Linked DNA regions of Mus musculus: all the other regions are linked to region 1. Evidence: chromatin loops called from intact Hi-C (ENCODE). Cell type or tissue: heart. All regions are shown on one strand. Links, peaks and the distances in the headings refer to the core of each region. The heading gives the core; the rest is flanking DNA.

What was found. Hi-C counts contacts between places; a loop is a spot of excess contacts. Peaks named below come from ENCODE experiments on the same cell type or tissue, not always from the same donor. Only the 100,000 strongest peaks of a DNase experiment are listed, where the experiment ranks them.
Region 2: a loop joins it to region 1, with 2.2 times the contacts of the local background. A loop is called at or near these places in 9 of 42 quality-filtered maps.
Region 3: a loop joins it to region 1, with 2.5 times the contacts of the local background. A loop is called at or near these places in 11 of 42 quality-filtered maps.

What each region holds. Positions count from the first base shown.
Region 1 is chr11:77,789,749-77,797,046 of GRCm38, forward strand. All of the region lies in intron 1 of Myo18a (myosin XVIIIA), which reads left to right. Among named protein-coding and RNA genes, the nearest start is that of Gm10277, 4.8 kb to the left of the region's middle. In heart, for the core only: no CTCF peak of the experiment used is centred there; DNase peaks (open chromatin) are centred at 1,633, 2,313 and 3,653; H3K4me3 peaks cover 1,815 bases; H3K27ac peaks cover 3,242 bases.
Region 2 is chr11:77,494,280-77,501,577 of GRCm38, forward strand. Git1 (GIT ArfGAP 1) reads left to right here. Exons shown (of 20, transcript NM_001004144.1): 2 at 4,686-4,819; 3 at 5,238-5,350; 4 at 5,460-5,565; 5 at 6,069-6,286; 6 at 6,368-6,462; 7 at 6,793-6,835. Among named protein-coding and RNA genes, the nearest start is that of Git1, 4.5 kb to the left of the region's middle. In heart, for the core only: a CTCF peak has its summit at 3,423; DNase peaks (open chromatin) are centred at 3,252, 3,772, 4,512, 4,632 and 1 weaker place; H3K4me3 peaks cover 2,198 bases; H3K27ac peaks cover 3,389 bases.
Region 3 is chr11:77,505,155-77,512,452 of GRCm38, forward strand. Git1 (GIT ArfGAP 1) reads left to right here. Exons shown (of 20, transcript NM_001004144.1): 14 at 1-97; 15 at 169-222; 16 at 350-436; 17 at 526-599; 18 at 726-908; 19 at 1,025-1,088; 20 at 1,242-2,620. The coding sequence ends at 1,454. Trp53i13 (transformation related protein 53 inducible protein 13) reads right to left here. Exons shown (of 7, transcript NM_001024920.1): 4 at 4,444-4,572; 5 at 3,922-4,119; 6 at 3,303-3,837; 7 at 2,945-3,223. The coding sequence ends at 3,111. Among named protein-coding and RNA genes, the nearest start is that of Trp53i13, 4.5 kb to the right of the region's middle. In heart, for the core only: a CTCF peak has its summit at 3,056 (motif pointing right); DNase peaks (open chromatin) are centred at 1,247, 1,987 and 3,177; H3K4me3 peaks cover 1,265 bases; H3K27ac peaks cover 1,367 bases.

The sequences.
Region 1 (7,298 bases), core at 1,058-6,057:
GTGACCTTGGGCAGATTCTTTCATCTCTCTGGGCCTTATTTCCCTCTGCTATAAAACAAGAGTAATAATGGTGCTTATAAGTGTTGTGAGGGCTGACAGACATAGTGCATTTAAAATCACTTTGAATAGCGCCTCAAAAACTATTAAAGTGGTTCCCATCACCTCAAAGGGTAATAGACCTAAAGTGGATGCCCAACACCTACATATACTATGTCCTGTACATGGGTATTTACGGTAAATTTTAATTCATAAATTAAGTACAGTAAGAGGTTAACAGTAACAGCAAGATAAAATAATCCTAACCGAACATTGTAATAAAGCTTACAAATGTCCACATGCCGTGATCAATACCAGGAATCCCACCACTTAGGGAGTGGAGGAGGAGAAACAGGAATTCAAGATCACCTTGAATTACATAGCAAATTTGATGCCAGCCTGGGCTACATGAGACCCTGTATTAAAACAAAACAAAAGAAAAGAAAAACAAAACAAAATCATCAAATGAGAAACCTGATGAATCCTTTGTTTCTAGAATTTGCCATTAAGTTGTTTTGGACTGCAGTTGACTGTGGCTAACTGAAACTGTAGCAGGTGGGACCAGGACTGTGGGGATGACTGTGGGGATGACGATCATTCGGGGCTCCAGAGAGAGAGCAGCACCCTCGTCAATCCACTTCTGAACCCCAGGAAGTGCTTGGTGTCTGGAGTGAGACCATCTGTGTGCAGAAGTGCTGCAGGCTCTGTTCCAGTTAAGGACGCAGCTGCGTGTTCTTTGCTCGTGTCCTCGGGGTAGTGCCTTTTCCCACAGTGTCCTTCCAGTGGAGCTGGGGAAGCAGCCTGAGCTTCCTCAGGGTCCCTCTGAGCATGGACAGCTTGCCCTGAGCTCCAGCCTGCTCTTTATAGTTTCACTCCCGCTCTTCAAACCGTGCTGAGTTTTCTCTGTCTGTCTGGGACCAGTGCCTTTGAGCTCCAGGTCTTCTGTTTGTTTTCCAGTTGATAAGCTTACTCTGCTCTTTGTTGTCAACTGTCTTCATGCCTGTCTTGCTCCCAGCAGCCATCTCCAGTAAGGCTAAGCAAGAAGAGAGGCGCAGGATTTAAAGGCAGCTCTCACCTGCTATCTCCTGGTGTCATCCTTACCACACACAGGAGTTTGTGCAGACTCTTCTGTGGATTTCCCTGAGAAAATTTCCAGGCCCTGTGGTAGGATGTGCTACCAGTCAGACCCGCTCAGTGGTCTCACTCTTCTATGTAACCAGGCTTAGTAGGGCTTGTCTGCGTCACTGCAGCAGGTACCCAGAGTCCGTTGTCCTCACCCTCATTTTGTCCCATGAGGCTGTCTAGAGGGAGATGTCCAGTTTGGCCGTCAGTACCCCATGGCCGAAGTCCTGGCCAGCCAGGGACAAGGTGACTTCATTGACTTTATTTGCCCTTGAAATGAACCTTGAAGGTTTTGCTTAGGCCCCTTTCTGGGAGTCCTGCAGCCAGTGCTCTGGTGGGAAACCCTCAGGCCGCTACATTCCAGACATCTTACCCAGTGCTGGCCCGAGGACTGTGGAAACAAGGGCGGATTGTGCTGGGCTGAGGGGCTTTCTCCCAAGCCGGGGCGCCTTGGGGTGGAGGCTGGCTTTCCTTCAGTCTCCTTCCAGCCCTGTGGCATCTGGCTTCTGCTCATTGGCTGGATGCTAATTGTGACTGCTCTCTCTCCCCCATTTCTTTTTGAGGCCCAGGGAACAAGACTCCACACATGGGACAAGGGTGTAAGCAGACTGTGGGCAGGGGCGGGGGAGGACAGCAGCAAGTCAGGGACACCCTCTGAAGGACGCTTGGCCAAGAGTGACCTTAAGCAGCCTGGAGGGGGACCTCCTGGGCCAGAACTGACCAACAGAACACACTGCAAAATAGAAATGTCCTGTGGTCACGTGGCCTCTGAACACTTGGAACCTGGCTTGTGCAACAGAGAAGCAGAACTTTACATTTTACTTGATTTTAATTTAATACAAAATATCCCTGGTATTTTTAATGTAACTTAAATTTAAATTGCTTTCGTGGCCAGTGGCTACTGTGTGGAACACTACAGCTCCAGATGGCTCCTAGAAGTGTGGGGTGGGGGCGGGGAAGCAGTTCTTACTTCTTATCTCCTTCTGCAGAGAGCTCCCCCCACCCGCCTCCCCAGGCTGAGCCTGGTGGCATTTCTCCTTCCTGTCAGGAAGGAAGGTTTGTTCTCTGGCAATTTCCCCACTTCACCAACTCTGGAATCCTGATGCCCTAGAGACAAGAGGTCCCTGGCAATGTGCCACCACACTATGGCAGTATTTCCCCGCCTTGCCAAATGCGACTCTTGCCCAGCTTGGTAACACACAGGTGCTCACAAGCCCAGTGGGTTTGGCGGGCTCTGCACGTGGGGGTGGGGGCGGAGACCAGGTAGGCAAAGCAGAAACCTCTTCCTGCTTCTGTGGGGACTGGGCTGGCTTTGTTGTTACTTCAAAGGGTTCTAGAAACAGGCCCAGGAAGGTCCTCAAGAAGTGAGCACACAGATCTTCAAATACAGGATCTGTGTGCCCCCCTACCCCCCGCCTCTGTTTAGGGGAACCTGAGAGTGCCTGAAGGAGCCTCTCTGCCTTTAAGAATGAGGATGCCAGCTTTCACACCCTGGAAGACCTTCCTTGGGCTTTATTAAATCAGTGTGGCCAGCCCTTAAGCTGGTTTTCCTTTATTCTTCTGTGGAAATAGAGAAAAGCGGTCGTTTATATGAAAAGAACACAGTGCTTCATTGTGCTTGTTCTCGAATGTCAGCCAGACAGGATGGGATGTGAATATAGTGAATGCGGTGTAATTAGTAGACTCAGACCCAAGTCTCCCTGAGATTTGAGGCAGAGCCTGGTGAAACCGTCAAGACAGGTCCTGGGCTTTGGGCCTTGTGGAAAATTGGAAAGGCAGAGGCAGTTTGGAAATCCCCAGAGCCAGAGGAAATCCCCAGGGACTGAGAATCCCCAAAGAGAAACGGTACCCCCGGAGCCACCAATCAGGTAGTCTTTCTATGTATCCAGGATCTGACGGTTTAGTTTTTGGGGGTAGACACCTGTTCTTGTAGAGCAGAAAAAAATGGTGCGCTCGTACACAGGGTTCTGAGCAAACCTTTGGATGTGTAAAACTGCAGTCTGGTGGAATGGAGGGCCGGAGTGGCCGATCCTTGAGTCTTTGGGACAGAGATCTGTGACTGCCCTCCCTATGCCCACTGACTCCACTTACTGCTTGTCTGAGGCCGCTCGCCACTATAAAACTCAAGACGTGGCTTAAATCTTTGAACTATAAACTCAGGTATTCATTCATTCACTTTTCCATCAGTAAACACTTAGTAAACATCTACGTGTTGGTGCTATTTCAGGTACAAAGGATAAGTTAGTAATGAAAAAAAATATAGGCGCCCAGCGCATTTTTGCACCTCCATTGCCATCTCTCTCCTGGGTAAAGTGAGAGGCCATCTTGCTGCTGCAGCCCCCCTGAAGCCTCAGCTCCCCAGGACGCTTTCTGGGGGCGGGTCCACCAGAGGTGAAATCTGCAGCCTTGGCTGTGCCAGCAGGTCCATGAGAAGGGGAAGGCTGCCCTCTGCCGGAAAATCTGGGGACACTGCAGGGCGGAGTGGCTCTTGAGTTCCTAGCGCATGCGCTGAACCTGGCTCCACCCATGCGCTGGCGGCTAGGCGGAACAGGAAGTGCAGTGATAGTCAGGTCTGAGGCCGATTTGGCCACTACGGCTGCCCGTGTGTGGACTTTTCGGACAGTACAGGTTTCCACTTACCAGCCCTCACCCTCTTGAGGTCATCTCTCGGCTTCTTTAAGGAGTTTGGCTGCTTCCCTTTCAGTATCTCTTGATCACTTAGTGTCATTAAAATATGGAGACACCCCTGCTAAAGCGTTTTCTGTAAATGCTGTGTTTAAAGCTGCTGTTGAGGAACCTCAGCCGTCCTCTGATGGGGTGCACCTGTCACGATTGGTGGCTGGCGCTCCCCTACCCAGGAAGCAGAAGTTCTGTGGTCTCTCCCAAGTCCTTAGGGCTGAGTGCTTGAAACAGGGCTCCCTAAACTTCCCTAAACAACAAGTTCCATTTGTTTTATTAGGTACTGTAAATTAGTAATACAAACATGTCGTTGGTACTCATTTATGAAAAGAGTGTCAGTAGATTCTTTTTGTAACTATTTTTATTTTATGTGCATTGGTATTTTACTTGCATGTATGTCTGTGTGAGGGCACCAGATCCCATGGAACTGGAGTTAAAGATGGTTGTGAACTACCATGTGGATGCTGAGAATTGAACCTGGGTCCTCTGGAGGAGCAGTCAGCGTTCCTAACTGCTGAGCCGTGTTGCAACCCTATAGACTCTTTCACATTTACTTACTGTTATTTGTATGTGTGTGTTAAGCATGAACATGCTACAGCACACATGAATGAGAGTTTGTGGATTCGCTTCTCTCCGTCTTGTGGATTCTGGGATCAAACTCAGATTGTCCAACGTGGTGGCAAGTACCTTTACCCACTGAGCCATCTCAGCCTGATGGACTGAGCACACACACACACACACACACAAATGCTATTTATTTGTTTAAAGACAGGGACTCACTGTGTATCTCTGCCTGGTCTGGAACTCACTCTGTAGACCAGACCGGCCTGGAACCTGCCTCTGCCTCCTGAGTGCAGGAACTAAAGTCGTGGGCCAACATGCCCAACTAAACGTGTGTGTGTGTGTGTGTGTGTGTGTGTGTGTGTGTGTGTGTGTGTGGTGTATGCACATATATATGTATATACATATATATTTATTTACAAGATCTTCAGGAGGAACGAGGGACAGCTGGAGCAGGGGAACATGCTCTCCTTAAAGTTTTAAGGAGAACCTCAGTTTTAGTGTTTCCACCCTATGTATTTTCTGATAAACCTACTATGTGTAATAACAGCACTTGTGGGCTGGTGAGATGGCTCAGTGGGTAAGAGCACCCGACTGCTCTTCCGAAGGTCCAGAGTTCAAATCCCAGCAACCACATGGTGGCTCACAGCCATCCATAATGAGATCTGACTCCCTCTTCTGGAGTGTCTGAAGACAGCTACAGTGTACTTACATATAATCAATAAATAAATCTTTAAAAAAAAAATAACAGCACTTGTGTGTCTGAGTAAGGTCACTGTGAGTTGGAGGCCAGCCTGGAGTACTATTATAGTGAGACCCTGTCCCCCAGATAAATAGACGAAAAACAAATAAAGCCCCTCTCTTTTTATGGATGAATAAAAAATAAATAAATAAACCCCCCTCTCTTTCATGGCCTGGCTCCAAACTGCACCCTGTGTGGCTGACCCCTCACCAAGAGAAGTTCTCACCCTCTGAGCCTTCCCAGAGCTTCCTTGTGCCCGTGCTGGAGGAGCGCACTCGTACTTCAGTTATGACTGTTGGGGTGTATTTGTTCTTTCCTCTGCTGGTCATGTTTTTTGGGGAGGGGAAGTCAGAAGCTAAGTCACTGCCACTCACCCATCCTTGTATGTGCCTCGTCTCTAAGCAGAGTCCAGGAGTGGGCGAGTGATAGGTTACCATAACAAACATTCTACCCATGCCTGCTCAAAGGACAGTTCTCCAGAGATGGAAAAGAACCAGACTGTGTTTCCCCATAGCATTCCCCGTGGGATGTTACACATGTAGCACTACTAGCTGCAGGGCCAGCTTCCCCCGCCTCCTCCAACTTCCCATCTGGCTTCCCATGGCTCTACTCAGCTCTCTACAGGGCCAAGGACCTCTCACCTCATCGATTGAACAGCACAGCAATGCAGAGCACTAAAGTTTTGGCCCCCTGTGGATATCCTCTTTCCCATTCCATCCAGCTTATTACTGTACCTTCTAGATGAGTTGGGTAAATCCAGTGGCTTGCTGAATACCTACTGTGTGCTTGGTGTTAGAGAGTAGGATAGCTTTGAGTAAGTCTTTCAGGAAGATATAAAATTAAGTATGCCCCCAGCACCAATAACCAGAAGAGTGACTTATTCAAGTTTGTGTATATGTATGTGTGTCTAATGCTGTGCTGGATCTTAAACACAGGGCTTCAAGCACACTAGGCAAGCACTCTACCACTGAGCAACAACCTTCCAAATTAATTTTGATGAGTAAAACTGAATTTATTAGGGGTTACTTACAGAGTGATGGACATGGGACAGATGGACACAGTTTTCTTGAGGTCACCACTCTGTCCCCAGCATCAAGGTCCTACTTTATGTGGCTCCAGTCTGCAATGTAATTGTTGTAAACCTGGGCTCTGAGTGCTGCCCAGTGTTTATCTTCAGGGCCAGACAACAAAAAGGCACAGGTCAGGGAAAGCTGTATGCTTGTGTGTATTCCCTGTTCCCTCATCAGGGTTTCTGACCATCTCAACCATCACCTAGCTGTCTAGCTGTGGGTACATGGCGTGATTTGCTGTATGCAGCCTGCCATGTAGAGCAACTAGACAGCAGCTTGCATGCAAGGTGGAGTTGACTGTGGCTAGAGGACCAGTCTCCACAGATGGCAAATGAAGGAGGCGAAAGTGGTCCTGATGGCTTAGACACATGACAAGAACTGATGGCCATTCAGAACACTGACTTAGGCTCTGTAGTCAAGGCGTACACACAATAAACTTCAGTGAGTTCAACTGCGTGTTTGCGTAAGAAATTACATTGGCCTAAGATTACTGAAAATAGTATTTGGTTATTATTATATGTTGTGCACACTGTGCACTGTGCTTCCACGGAGAGAGATTGTATAGAATGGTACAGAGGTTTCCCCCTCATCCACGGGAGTTGTGTTTCAAGATCCATAGTAAATGCCCCAAAGCTTTGCATACCTATGGTAAAGTTTAATTTATGAATTAGGCACAGTAAGAGATTAACAGTAAGTAATGAAGTAGCAGCAATAATAACAATATGGTGTGGTTAAAGGCTACATAAATATCAACTCTCTCAGAGAGTCTTACTGTGTTCTCACCTGTAGGAAGGACTTTTGAGTTTCTCTCTGGCATGTCTGAGTTTCTGGCCACACCACTCCCCCTCTAGGGGCAGGATTTATGTATTTAACAGGCTGGCGATTGAATCCAGGGCTTTAAGCATACTAGAACAAGTGTTCTCTCACTGAGCTACCTTCTCATCTCTGAGGGCATTATTAAGTAGAATTATATTAAGTAGAATTATTGTTCCTTGAACACAGCCCCAGGATCCTGTGATAGTCCGCCTCATAACCAGCATGGCTACTCAGTGACTTCTGGACAGATGGCATTCATGGCACAAATTCTT
Region 2 (7,298 bases), core at 840-5,839, 300 kb before region 1:
AGGAGAAAGCGGTGAGGTTGCTTATGCTCCCCTGGTCCAGCTGACTCCTGAGCGAACTGGACTTACACACTGCTTCCTCCCTACTAACCAGCAGAGTGAGTCGGTCTGAGCTGCTGTGAAAGCCCCCTTGGCTTGCTGAGGAAGTGAAGGGAGGGCAACAACTCACCAGGCTGGTCCCTTCTCTGGGAGGACACAGCCGTTGATGGGACTCAGCAGCTGGCTGGAGGCAGGAAGTTCTGGCCTTTGCCCATCCTCTATAAAAGAAGCTGTGTCTCCATACAGTCTCGGGGTCTTATGGACTCTGGGTAATGAAGATGTGATTAGGTGAGAGTGTGGAGTGCTGATATGCAGGCCCATAACTTGTAGTCACCCCTTAAAATCCCAAGATCTGACCGTGAGCCCAAGGAATGATGGTCCTGTAATTCTCATGATCTAAACTGGAGTACTGGGAGTTGTGGGTAGTTGCAGAGTCATGAACATGGGACACCTTGTAGGTGACTGACCCTGAGACCTCCTTAGGATATGTCACGGTTTGGAGGGTCCTAGAAGATCCGTTTACAGATGGACATCCATACCCCTAGTTAGCTGGAAATGACGACTCCCTTTCCCCGGTTGGCCTTGAATGGATGAGCGGTGTGTCTGTGGAGCCTAGCAGGCCCCATCAGGGGAGCCAGGGTCAGGTAGTAGCTTTGTTTCCAGCTTATTCTATGATGCTTTGCTCACTCTGGGTCTCAGGTGGAACAGAAATGGATTTTGAGGACCCTTGCATTTCCCAGTCTACATTCTTGGTTCTGGAGCAGATAGAGTCTGTGACTGGCTGGCTGCAGCCTCTGGACACCCAGTCGGTGCTGGGAGGAACAGGGTGTGTTAGATGTTAGGCCACTGAGCTCATAGCCCCCATCCTCATGTGACAGAGGCAGGCCTGCCTCAGGATTCTTTTCTTTTCCTCTCTCTGATGCAGAATGCAAATTACTAAGCAGATGGGCAGAGCGTTGACAGTCTTCCTCATTATCCCACCTTAGCACCTAGTGTGTAGTGTAGTGATTGCCACGTGGCAGCCATTCCCCAGGTACAAGTGTTGGTCTTTGTCAGGAGTGCCCTGTGCCACACTGGGTCTGACAGACAATGGCATCCTTGATCTAGGCCTATAGCATCCCAGACAAGAGAGCATAAGCATGCCTGACCTTCTCATATCCCATGCATATGATAAAATATAGTCCATATATATCCCATTATAGCCCAGAGTCACAGAGTCACTGTGATAGAACTCTGTTATTGTCTGGGTATGGTAGGTAGCACATGCCTTTAAACCCAGCACTTGAGAGACAGAGAGGCAGGCAGATCCCCAGGCCAGCCAGGGCTATGGAGTGAGATCATGGAGTGGGGTCATGGTGGTTTTGTAGTTTATTAACTTGGAGTGTGATAGAGGTAGGAGGTGAGCCTGTGCTCAGAGACAGGTGTGACTATGTTGCAAGGACACAATGTGGCTGCTGTGGCAGCTTGTGTCACCTTACCAGGTGCTGTGCCCCTGCCTGCCTTGGGAATCCAGGAGAGGGCAGGAGTCAGGGTGCACAATCACAGGGTGATTGTCCCCTTACTTTGCCTCTGCCTACTCTTCCTCATTGCCTTGGTCCCAAGAACTCTGGCCTGGCTAACAAACGTTCACTTCCCAACCCACCACCTTTACATCGGGCCTTACATTCTGATAGGCTGGAGGAAAGATCTTCAGATACCCAGGCCGTAAGTCACCAGAGCTGGGGAATATGTTGCAGGGCAATGTACAGACTCATTTGCCTTCTTACAAGAACAAATATGGTAGTGGTCTTTTGTTTGAGGGGGGGTGTGCAGTTTAAGACAAGGTCTCTTCTATATGGTCCTAGCTGTAGAAACTCACTCTGTAGACCAGACTGGCCTTGAACTCTGACTCACCTGCCTCTGCCTCCTGAGTTCTGGGATTAAAGGTATGCACCAGCACTGCCCAGCTGGCTGTATAGCCAGGTGAGTGTTTGTCCTGTAGTCTGTCTTTCTGTCTTTTTTTTTTTTTTTTTTTTTTTTTGTGACAGGATCTTACTATATAGACCAAGCTGGAGATTCACCTGCCTCTGCCTCCTGAGTGCTGTGACTAAAGGCATGCCCTACCATGCGTGGCTATCCTGTGGGTTTCAGGCATATGTAAGCCTATGTGGCCACCACTCTGCCCAGTGAATATAACATTTCCATAGCTCTCTACAGCTCCCACCTCTGACCACACCCCCAATGGAAACCTCCTTCCCCTTGGATTCCTCTTGCCTGCTTTTAGCACAGTTTTCTTTTCTCGCCTCTTCCAAGGGCTTGACCCTTAGCTTAGAGGGGGAGAGGCCTGAGCCTGGGCTTTCTGTCCAGGCCTTCTGGCCCTTTGCTGGCCTAGTAGCTTTTGGTGGTGGCATGAGTTTTCTTTTTTTTTTTTTTTTTTAATTTATTTATTCATTACATGTAAGTACACTGCTGTAGCTGTCTTCAGACACACCAGAAGAGGGCGTCAGATCTCGTTACAGATGGTTGTGAGCCACCATGTGGTTGCTGGGATTTGAACTCTGGACCTTCGGAAGAGCAGTCGGGTGCTCTTACCCACTGAGCCATCTCACCAGCCCCGGCATGAGTTTTCTTTAGAGACCTTCCTATGGTTGGCACCAGTTATCTTATCCTGATGTCCCTTCTGATAACCTGGTCACACTAGCCCTCACCTGCCTGTGGAGCAGCTAGAGGAAGACACTGCCTTCCCCAGGCCTCATGTTCCCTACCCTCCTGCCCAGTTTGCAAGGAGCTTCTTAGAAACCCTTCCTGGCCCTTCCGTTTCAGATCTGGTGGAGGTGGGGTTTGCAGCTCCGTTGGCTAGCCAAGGTCATTTGGACCTAGAGTACAGGTAGAATTGTTAGACACAGACTTCCTATCTGTGTCATCCAGAACTGAGCTGGCACCAGTGTGACTAAGATCAGCAGTGTCCCCTGCCCTCCCTTCCTGTTGGAGGTCACAGCAGGGGAAAGGAGGACCCTTCTCAAGCAGGGAGAAGGTGCCAGGAAGGCTTTAGAGCTTGAGGCTCTGGGACCACTGGCCCAGAATGTCAAGCTGGTTCCTGTAGGCCTGGCTTCTCCACAGGGCCACAGGCCTCGGGTGGAGGCCTCAGGACTGGCCGCTTCTGATCCCGGCCTGGGCGTCTCCCCACTCACAGGAAACCCTACCTCTTCAACAAGAGGAATTTAGGCTGCATCATTTCCCGCTTCCTGCCTGGGCTGCAGGAGGTGACTGGCAGGCAGACCCCCTGACCCAGTGGTGTTTGGGAGTGGGGGAAGGGAGTTTTCCATGCCCTAGGGGGGCGTGGTTCTCATTGTTTGGGTAAAACCAACACAAAAGTACTCTAGGGCTCCCCCTCTTGGCAGAGGTGGCTGATCTCTTCCCCAGTTCTTAAAAGTCATCTCCTGGGAAGGTGTGTGGTGGTCACTGTACATCCCTCCTTGCCTTGTTTTGTGAGATTCCAAAAGAAGCCCGAATCCAAAGACAGCTTTCACTTCCCATTTCCACACTGTACTGGGGGACACCCCCAACATGGGCAGCAGTTCAGCCCTGACTCAGTCTGCTCATGATTCTGGGAACTCTGATGGTGACGTTGGCTCCAAGGGCCCAAGAATTGTCTTATGGATGGGAGAGATTACTCTAGCCCCTGAGAGCCTCCACTGCTGAGCATCCTGAGTTCTAATAAGGCGAGGCAGAGAGCCAGCCCCATCCCCCAGAACAAGGCTTCCTGAGCCTGGGTGGGGGCCTGGGCAGAGCAGAGTGTCCTGGAAGAGCGACTCCCTGCCCCCACTCTGGACAGCACACAATGGCCGCTTTCTCCCCCATGACCTTTCCTTTCTGTAGCCTGAGCCCTGTGCAGTTGTCTCCTCCCCTTTCCAGAGGGACTTGGTGTGGTGGCATCTCTCCTACCCTGAGGACCCAGGAGCTCCATCCATGAGCCCCCATTCCTGTTTCCCAAGTTCATTTCACCCCAAGGACTAGAGAGTGGCTCCCCAGACTCATCCTGAGGCTGTGGGAGCAGAGGGCAGCAAGTTTAGGCTTGGCCTGGTCTCTGGCAGTGAGGTGTCTGGCTCTGCATTCCAGCAGCACTCCTTATTAGCTGTGTGACCTTGAGCAAGCCCTTTGACCTCTCTGAGCTGTTTAATCCTCATCTGTAGAGCAAGATAGCACTTCCTGTAAGGAATCATGGGCTGAATACTTGGCTGTAAACGCTGAGTACTCAGACAAGGTTAGTCCCGTTGTCCTGAAGGCCACAAACCCACATTGACTGTGGCCTGAGGCTGGAGCAGGCTGTCAGATGGGGTCTAACAGGAGCATATCCAGGACTGTGTGATGTGTGGCATCGGGGTTCCTGCCTCCCTATGGAGTGGCTGGGTGGCAATATTAATCCCTGAGGAGAGGCTGTGAGACTGATCGCCGTGGCTGTGGGATAGGAAGCTGTACCCGCTGAGGAGCACTGGGGACCCTGCATTCCCAGAGGAGTTAGAGGAAAGGGCTGGTGGCCAACTTCTGGGCTCCTGAGGAGACTGAGTAAATGTGCCTGAAGCACTAAGCATGTGCCAGCCCCTGATGAGTGCTCTGGAGGTAGGGCCTTTCCTCTGGCCCCTAACAACTTCCCACCTCTGTTCCCCCAGACCCTGGCTGGGCATCTATCAGCAGAGGTGTGCTGGTTTGTGACGAGTGCTGCAGTGTGCACCGGAGCCTGGGACGACACATCTCCATTGTCAAGCACCTGCGCCACAGCGCCTGGCCTCCTACGCTGCTCCAGGTAGGGACTGAACCAGAGACTCTTCCTCCCAGTGTGCAGGGTCCAGGTACCCTGGGGCCCCCACCCTCAGCCTCATGCGCGCATGCAAATGCACACACACACACACACACATGCACACACACACACGCCTATTCACAACATGCGGCCCCCCCCCCACCCCCCCCCGATCAGCAGCTTGAACTCATATCTGGACAGTGTGCTGAGCAAGCTCTGAAACGTTCTGAAGCTTGGCGAACCCACCAAGGCAAGCCAGCGTGAAGTGCTAAACAGGACACATGACTTTGGGTGGCCTGAGTGGATACCAGACACACTGTAGGACCCTTAGGGATGTTTCCAGCTGTAGCAGGCACTTTGGGAGTATCTCCCTCAGTGCCCAGCATGCAGTGGACACTCTATGCTTGGCATCTCTTCCCCACAGATGGTGCACACGCTTGCCAGCAACGGGGCCAACTCCATCTGGGAGCACTCCCTGCTGGACCCTGCGCAAGTGCAAAGTGGCCGGCGCAAAGCCAACCCCCAAGATAAAGTCCAGTGAGTGGGGCTGCAGGGGCAGTGGGCAGACCGTGTGCCTGGGACGGGGCCTGAAAGGTCTCTTCCCTAAGCTTCTTGCTCCCATTGCTTCCTGTGTGCTCCAATGCAGCCCCATCAAGTCAGAGTTCATCAGGGCAAAGTACCAGATGCTGGCGTTCGTGCACAAGCTTCCCTGCCGTGATGATGATGGGGTCACCGCCAAAGACCTCAGCAAGGTGTGAGGGGCCCCCTCCCACACCCACGACACCCGAGGCCTGGGTCCCAGAGGCAGTAGGGCCAGGGGAAGCAGGAAGTGCAGACACTCTGGGGCTGTGTCATTCTGCTGATGGCTAAGATGCCTCTGCTCCCAAGTGGATACACAAGGCCTCCCGTCCGTCTGCCACTTGAAAGCTAGGGAACCCTGAGGTCGAGGGCCTTGCTCAGCTATTCAGAGCCTTCATTTCTTCACCAGAAAAATGGGAAAGTAATCACAGGCCCACCTCTAGCTGGTATCTGTTCCAAGCAGAGCTCATGGAAGATAGTGACTGGCAACACAACCGCTGTTATTAATTGGCATTATCCTGTAGTTAGAAGCCCTCTGGCCTGCCTGACATGGCCTGGTTTTGGCCCTTTGGAGCTGTAGGAGTACCAGGAACAGCCAGTTGTGGGGTTAGGGGAGAAGTTCCTTGGGCACACGTTATCTGTCACACTCATTTATTGCACACTCTGCTCCTCGCAGCAACTGCACTCAAGTGTGCGAACAGGCAACTTGGAAACATGTCTGCGCCTGCTTTCCTTGGGTGCCCAGGCCAACTTTTTTCACCCAGAAAAGGGCACTACACCTCTACATGTGGCTGCCAAGGCAGGGCAGACACTGCAGGCTGAGCTGCTGGTAGTGTATGGGGCTGACCCCGGGTCTCCTGATGTCAATGGCCGCACACCCATCGACTATGCCAGGTGAGAATCAGCTAAAGGGTGAGGCGTAGGTGGAGGGGAGTGACTGCTGCTGTGTGGCTGAGCCGTGTCCCCTCCCCACAGGCAGGCGGGGCACCATGAACTGGCAGAAAGGCTAGTTGAGTGCCAGTATGAGCTCACTGACCGGTTGGCCTTCTATCTCTGTGGACGAAAGCCTGGTGAGCAGAGAATGAGCTGGGCCTGACTAGGCCAGGCAGGTGGGACCCAGACACACCCAAGCAGCAGGTGCCATAGTGACAAAGCCAGCTGGGGAACTGTGTTGCTAGGCAACTGGCTCCTGTGAAATTGCTGCAGGCTCTGGGTTGCTGCAAGTATGTTGGGGCCAAGGAGTGGGGGTGGGCCTGACTTCCAGCCAGCGTCCAATGCTCTTGGGGTATCCCGCCGACCTCCATTTCCTCCGTGTCAAACCCTGCTCACGGTGGTGAAGTGGGCTCCTGGATACTGGCGCCACCTGCCATCCATGACTTGGCATTTTTATTTTTGTTCAGATCACAAGAATGGGCATTACATCATCCCACAGATGGCTGACAGGTGAGTGCCCACCTGATGCCCCTTTCCAGCTATTAGATGTCAAGGTGACTTGACCCAGAGCCCTGCCTCTCTCTAGGCTTCAGAGGCCTGGCCTCCCACCCTATGCCCACATTAACTAGCAACACGGGAATTAGTAGTCCCTGCTACTGTGGACCTCAAGGCTAGGAGTGTCAGCTCAGCATACAGCAGTGCATGTGAACCTTGTGATTATTAAATGTCTGGAGGGTTTAGGTTCAAGGAAAGGCCTAACTAGACTGGATCTGCCGTGTAGCCTTTGGATGAAGTATTCCCTCTAGGAAGAAGATAGCTACAGGGAACTTGGTGGCTTTGGAACTGGAGTCCAGTAGGCCAGAACTCCAGTATGCGGTGGCAGGGGGGTCATGGTGAATTTTTGCCTCTGATCTTGGAGGCCCCAAGATAACTCAGCGGTGGATAACCCAGCCACTTACTCAGTTTACGGGAC
Region 3 (7,298 bases), core at 840-5,839, 280 kb before region 1:
GGCCTTCTCTATGTATGAGCCAGGCTCTGCATTGAAGCCCTTTGGAGGTACACCTGGGGACGAGCTCGCCACCCGGCTCCAGCCTTTCCACAGCACGGTGAGTAGCCTGTTGGCCTTGGTGGGGGAAATGAGGGTCACACTAACTCTGACACTGCCCTGCTCCCTCAGGAGCTCGAAGACGATGCCATCTACTCAGTGCATGTCCCTGCCGGCCTTTATCGGGTAAGCAGGACCTGGGGAAGGGTGAACCCTGAACCCGTGAGTCACCAGCCCCAGTAGCTGTTAAGCTACGCGTGACAGACACTGAAGTACAGGTGGAGACTGACTCTGGCCCTGTCCTGGCTTTCAGATCCGGAAGGGGGTGTCTGCCTCTTCTGTGCCCTTCACTCCCTCCTCCCCACTGCTGTCGTGCTCCCAAGAAGGAAGTCGCCACGCGGTAATTTCCATCCCAGGGCCCAGGGGCAGTGTGTGGGCTACACAGGTCCAGGAGTGTGTGCTCACCCATCACCCCTCCCCACCCTCCAGAGCAAGCTCTCACGCCACGGCAGTGGTGCGGACAGTGACTATGAGAACACACAGAGTGGGGACCCTCTGCTTGGGTGAGATACCTGGGGGTCTCTACCCAGCCCTGTGAGCGCCTGGAGGGGAGGCGGTGAGGGCCCAGCATGCAGGTGCAGAAGCCGTCAGTGGCTGGAATGGCTCCTTTCCCCTCCTACCTGAGTTAGGCTTGAAGGGAAGCGATTCCTAGAGCTGAGCAAGGAGGATGAGCTGCACCCTGAGCTGGAGAGCTTAGATGGAGACCTCGACCCCGGGCTCCCCAGCACCGAAGACGTCATCCTAAAGACAGAGCAGGTCACCAAGAACATTCAGGAACTATTGCGGGCAGCCCAGGAGTTCAAACATGACAGGTAGGGTGGGCACAAGTTCTTGTTAACTTCTGAGAATTGGGGTGGAGGGTATTGCTAGGGTCCTCTGGCTCTGGAACTCAGAAATCTCTCATCTAACTACCCCCTTTCCCTGACAGCTTTGTACCCTGTTCAGAAAAGATACATTTGGCTGTGACTGAGATGGCTTCTCTCTTCCCAAAGGTACAGGGGCCACCGAGAAGCAGAGTGGGAGGGCCTTGGGGTGGGGCAGATGCAGGTAAGCTGACTGCTGCCTGGGTGGAGGTGAGCACAGTGAGCCAGTCAGAAGCCCGGCTTAAAGTCCAGAGCTCATCGGCTCCTCACTCCTCCCTCCAGAGGCCAGCCCTGGAGCCTGTGCGCAGTTCACTGCGGCTGCTCAACGCCAGCGCCTACCGGCTTCAGAGCGAGTGCCGGAAGACAGTGCCTCCAGAGCCGGGCGCCCCTGTGGACTTCCAGCTGCTGACTCAGCAGGTGATCCAGTGCGCCTATGACATCGCCAAGGCTGCCAAGCAGCTGGTCACCATCACCACCCGAGAGAAGAAACAGTGACCACTTTCCCTGCCCTTACCCACACCCTGGGACCTCACTGGCCATGGGAGCTGGGCCACTCCAGACACTAACCCACCCCCAACAGAGCCACTGGCACAAGTGCCCTTAGTGCCACCGTTTTCCTCTGGCATCCAGGTGCCCTGGTGCCCTCCCCTCAAGCCCCAAGGACAGAAATGTGAGGTGACAGGAGCCTCTGTCTCCCACATTCCATACCCTCCCTCTGTACATAGCATCCCTGCCCTGCTGATGTGCAGGAGCCTCAAGGAACCCCTCCCAGCTCTTCACCTGCCTTCCAGGCGCCCTCAGCAAAGGGTGTGGGGCAGGGACACTCCAGATGGGGCAGCTCCGCCTACTGCACCCTATCCCCATGAGCCAGTTTAGCCCTGGGGGGCCGAGCAGGGGCACCCCCTCCTTTGTACATTATCTCTGGATGTCTCTGTCCTGTAGCCAGCAGCCCCCCCTTGCTGCTCTTTCATGCCAAACGGCCCCTGCCTAGAGCACAGGCCCCAACTTGTGTGCCAGGGTCCCCAGCAGCAAACACTGGAAAGTCTTTTCCTCTCCCTACCCCTTAATTTTAACTCTGTGGTAACTGAGTGTCCCTGCGTTCCTGCAACTGAGGATGTGAGCGGCAGTGCCGTTCCAGAGACCTGGCCCACCTGGAGCTCTGAGGAGCAGGGGAACCAGAGTAGTGGAACCAGCATTGGAAGTCAGCCCCTCTCCCCCCACCTGGGACAGGGAGACTGTCAGGGTCACCAGCTGTGGTCCAGTTGCTGCCCCTACTTGTATCCCTGTCCTATAAACTTAAAAGGAAAACCACTTCCCTCCATCTCTCCCCGACCCCTATGGGAAGTGTGCTGGCCAGGCAGAGGACAGCACCTGCGCCTGGGGCTGGCTCCCCAGGGTCCCCAACTCAGCTGGTGGCTGTGGAACTGAGCCCCTCCCCCTAGCCTCTGCAAGGCCAGCACCCACATCACTACCTGCACCTACAGTGACCCACCCCTGAAGGCCTGGGGATCTGGCTGCAGCTGGGAAGGCCGGCAAGGCACTGACAGCACCCACCAGCTCTTCTCCCCAACCACCTTCCCTAGCCTGTGGTGGTGGGTAGCTGTCAGAACGTGTGTCATGTACATTTGTATCAAAAATAAATAAGTGACCATGTGCCACTTCTGATGTCTAGAGGTTGGAGGTGGGGCTTAGCCCAGTATTCAGTTCTTGGTTCAGGTCATTGTTGCTGCTACTTACCATGTCCTCTCTCTGCAATCCTTGCAAGGCTGAGGCAGGACAGCAAGCTTAAGGTTGGGGGTGAAGAGTCAGGAGTGTGTGTTGGGCGGAGAGACTTGCAGAAAGGTGAGCTAGTGAGAGGAGTGCCAGCACCTGAGCACCAAGCCACTTGATTAGAAACCGGCCTGATGTGATTCGAATAGCCCTGGGCCACTGACTAGAGACCTGAAAGGAGTGTGACTGAGGGCAAGAGACAATCTCCCAACGACTCCGAATTCTACTAAAATAATTTAATTAGAAACAGGAATTTGTATCAGGAAAGCTACAAGGCTACTCTTCCAGGAACCAGGTGAAGCCTCCAGGGCCTCTCGGCCCGCCGCCAGGGGGCGCCCGCGGACGGCCCACGTGGCAGCGGTCGCAGAGGGGCGGAGCCGCTCAGTCGGAGCTCTCCGAATCAGGGCCACTATCCGGTGTGGGTGGGAGCAGGGGCCGTCTGCGAGACCGCTTGATCCGGCGCGAAGGCAAAGGCAGCCTCCGTTTCAGGAGAGCTGTGGGAAGGTGAGAAGTCAAGGGCAAGGAATTCCAGCCATTGGGCGCACCAGAAAGGGGGAGGGGGGCTCTTCTCACCAGCCACGGTGTCCTGGCTGTCTGCCGTGGGCCCCCAATAGATACTCTCGCTCCTGCGGAAATTCCGGTGCAGTCGCGTGCAAAGTGTGGCCAAGGTGAGCAGGACTAGTAGGAAGGTCAGGGCCATGGCAGCCCAAGCCGCCTCTTCAGTACGTGGAGTGGGCCCTCGGGCTACCCGGGGAGGCCCTGCGGCCCGAGGAGCTGGGGAAACCTGACCCGGACAGGCACAACCTCCATGGTTGCCTTGCCCACTGGGCATCTGAGCCTCTGTCCTGGACCTACCATTGCCTCCAGGTCCCCCAGTCGTTAAGGAGACCGGGGCCACAGATGAGGTTCCCAAAGTCAACTGCTGGGCCTTCAGGCTCTGTGAAGAGGCCAAGGAAACCCTCAGGCCTGGGGGCGTGGATTGGAGACCAAGGGCAGCCCGGAGACCCCTTCTCTTCACAACACTGATCGAGGACCGCCCGGATCCTCTAGATGTCACCTGTGCACCAGGAGGTCGCCAGCTCCGTAGAGCAAAGGCCAGAGTCGGGGCCTAAGGAGAATAGAAAAGGACTCAGCCCCTACTCTCTATTAACCCAATATTCTTGCCAGCAAGCCTGGTCCCAGCACCCCTCACCTGTACACACCGTCTCCCACACAGCTTCCCTCTTCTGGAGGCTGGCATCGTGGGAGTGGGCCCAAAAAGATTGTCAGAGAGAAACCACACACTCTTTCTCTGCTTCCGCCGCCGCTGCCTCTTCAGCCAGTGGGCAACCCAGGCTGGCTCTATCCATGCCAGCTCCAGTGCAGTCCCCCATGCTGTCAGCACCAAGGGCTATGAAAGAAGGTGACGTAGAGCTAAGATGGAAGAAGACCCTGAGTTTTCCTTCCTCTGCCCATAGTGCCTCGCTCTTCCGTAGCACAACACCCTAGTTTGGGGGTGGGGGGAAGAGGAAGAGACAGGTTCTCACTGTTCTAGAATTCAATATGTAGACCAGGATGGCCTCAAGCTCAGAAATCTGCCTGCTTTTGCCTCTAGAGTACTTGATTAAAGATGGTAGCCACCAAGCCCAGGTTTTTTGTTGTTTGTTTTGGGTTTGTTTTGTTTTGACATTTTTAATTTCTTTTTCTTTTAGCACATCTTTCACTAACCACTTACCCGGTCCCACGTGAGACTGAAGTCAGGAATGAGCGTGGGCTTAGCCACATACAGGTGGGCCAAGAGTGCAAGCTGGAGCTTCAGCCAGGGGTGGGCACAGGGGTGGTAGAAGAAGGCGATACCCTCAGCCTGGAGGAAAGGCAGAGATATCAAGCCAGGCCCAGCACCCTCCCAGAGAATCACAGCGTTTCCTATCCTAGGTGCCAGGATAAGGAGGTTACCAGAAAGTGCCCATCCACTTCCAGGAAAAGGCAAAGGGTCTTGAGTACTGAGATGTAATCCTTTCTAATTCACTTCTCTTCTCCATCAAGTGCACACCCCCCCCCCCCAAAGATGCACCTCTGGGCAAGACCACATGGCTGTAACCCCATTAGACTCCAGACATGCTCCCTAGCCCCCACACACGGTGCTGGGGATCGCACTGACCCGTGTCCCTGGCCCTCAGACCCCTGCATCTGGAGGTATAGGTTGTGAGCTGTCACGTGAGTACTGGGAACAGACGCTGGAAGAGCAGCGGAAGCTCTTAACCACTGAGCTGTATCTCCAGCCCAGTGAGAATGAGGAGGCTTCCGCTGTATCTCGGACTGTGTATGCATCAATGGCTCTACAAGTCCCAGCCCTGGCCCTCAGATAAAGACCAAGTCTTCTACTTCTCCATCTAATCCTCGCGCTCTCCCAGGAGTGTCCAGACACACTTGACTGCACGATCCCAGGGTAGGAGCATTTCGTCGGACATTATTCTGAGTTGACCTGTGCTGGGTGCTATAAAAGACACCAAAAGAGAACTCCCAGGCCTTGAGGAAATGTATAAGAGACTCAAGGAAAGCTAGGTGTGATCATGTACACCTGGGATCCCAGCCATTTGGAACAAAAGATTGAAAGTTCAAGGCCAGACCAGGGTACACAGTAAATACCAGGCTAGCTTAGGCTAGGTGAGCCCACCTCTAACGGCCATGGAGTAGGGGGAGAGAAATTCAGGGAAGTAAAAAACTGATACAACTCAAACCGGGGTGTGTGTGTGTGTGTGTGTGTGTGTGTGTGTGTGTGTGTGTGTGAGTGAGTGAGAGAGAGAGAAGAGAGAAAGAGAGATGGGCTGGGGAGATCTGGGGAGTGGAGGTGGAAGTTCTAGGGATCTGAACCCACACAAACACTCTACCAGCAAGCTCGATCCTCAACTGTCGTTTCACTTTTCCCCCCTTAAGTTTTAGTCAGTCTCACAACATTGTCCAGGCTGGCCTTGAGTTCATATTTATGCCTCCTGCCTCAGCCTCCCGAGTAGCTCAGAGTATAAAAGTCTACGCCACCATGTCCAGACAGCTCAGTTAACGGTAAGAGGATGGGATAAAGGCAGACAAAGTATGAGGGAAAGGGATGCTGTGACTTCTGCTGGGCCAGGGTGTGAAGCTGTGGGTTTCAGATCCTGATAGGCTGGGAGTAGAAAATAAACCAGAGGGCTGGTGAGATGGCTCAGCGGTTAAGAGCACTGACTGCTCTTCCAAAGGTCCCGAGTTCAAATCCCAGCAACCACATGGTGGCTCACAACCATCCGTAATGAGATCTGACACCCTCTTCTGGTGTGTCTGAAGACAACTACAGTGTACTTACATATAATAAATAAGTAAATCTTTAAAAAGAAAAGAAAAGAAAAGAAAAGAAAAGAAACCAGAGAAAAGAAGGTAGGTATCTCAGAGGAAATGAGCCTGGATTCACATGTGTGGTGAGGGCCTGTGATGCTGGAGAAAAACGAATCAAGAAATCAGATGAAGATAATGCAAGTCTTAAGTCAGACAGGGGAAATCAGCCATAACAGGTGGATTGTAAACATAACTAAAAATAAATAAGTCATAAAGTCAGATGGATTCTGAACAATGAAATAACTTAAACAGAAGGATTACATGCAACAAAGAGACAGCCACGTCCGGTGGTGTACCTGCTGTAATCCTAGCCCTTCAACGGGCAGGAAGATCAGAGCTTTAAGGCCATTCTTGGAGGGGGCTGGAGAGATGGCTCAGCGGTTAAGAGCTCAATCCCAGCAACCACATGGTGGTAATGAGATCTGACACCCTCTTCTGGAGTGTCTTACATACACTACAGTGTACTTACATATAATGATAAATAAATCTTAAAAAAAAAAAAAGGAACACAGTAAAAATAAAATAAAATAAATAAGACCATTCTTGGCTATAGAAGAAGGTTGAAACCAGTTTGGGCTACATGAGACCCTGTGTCAGAGAGAGGTGGAGGGCTGGAGACACAGCTCAGTGGTTAAGAGCTTTTGCTCCTCTTCCAGAGGCTCAGTTCCCAGTACTCAAATGACAGCTCACAACCTATATCTCCAGATCCATCTCTTCTGAATATACAAACACACAGGCCTCAGGCAGTGGCACAGGGTTTTAATCCCAGTACTCTGGAGGCAAAGGCAAGTGGATGTCTGTGAGTTCAAGGCCAGCCAGGTCTACTGTAGTGTATGTAGAGTGAGTTCCAAGACAGTCAATGCTACATGAAGAAGTGCTATCTTAAAAAAAAAAATCAAAAAACCAAAACTAACCAAAGTTAAAAACAACAACAACAAAAAATACCCCACAGGCAAAATTCATACCCATAAAATAAATATAAACAATTTTTAAAAAGAGCATTCATTAAAAATTGAACTGTTTACAACACATTAAAGCACACATTGCTAACATGATATAGTGTTTTGCAATCCAAGCACTATTCACTCACTTCTCAAAGCTGAAGGGACAGAATGCCATCTCTTGCAGAAGAAAATCAGAGCCAAGAAAGACAAGAGAATCCAAATCACACCAGCATTGGGATATAGGTTGTTTTTGCTACCTTCAGAGTAACTTGGAGTT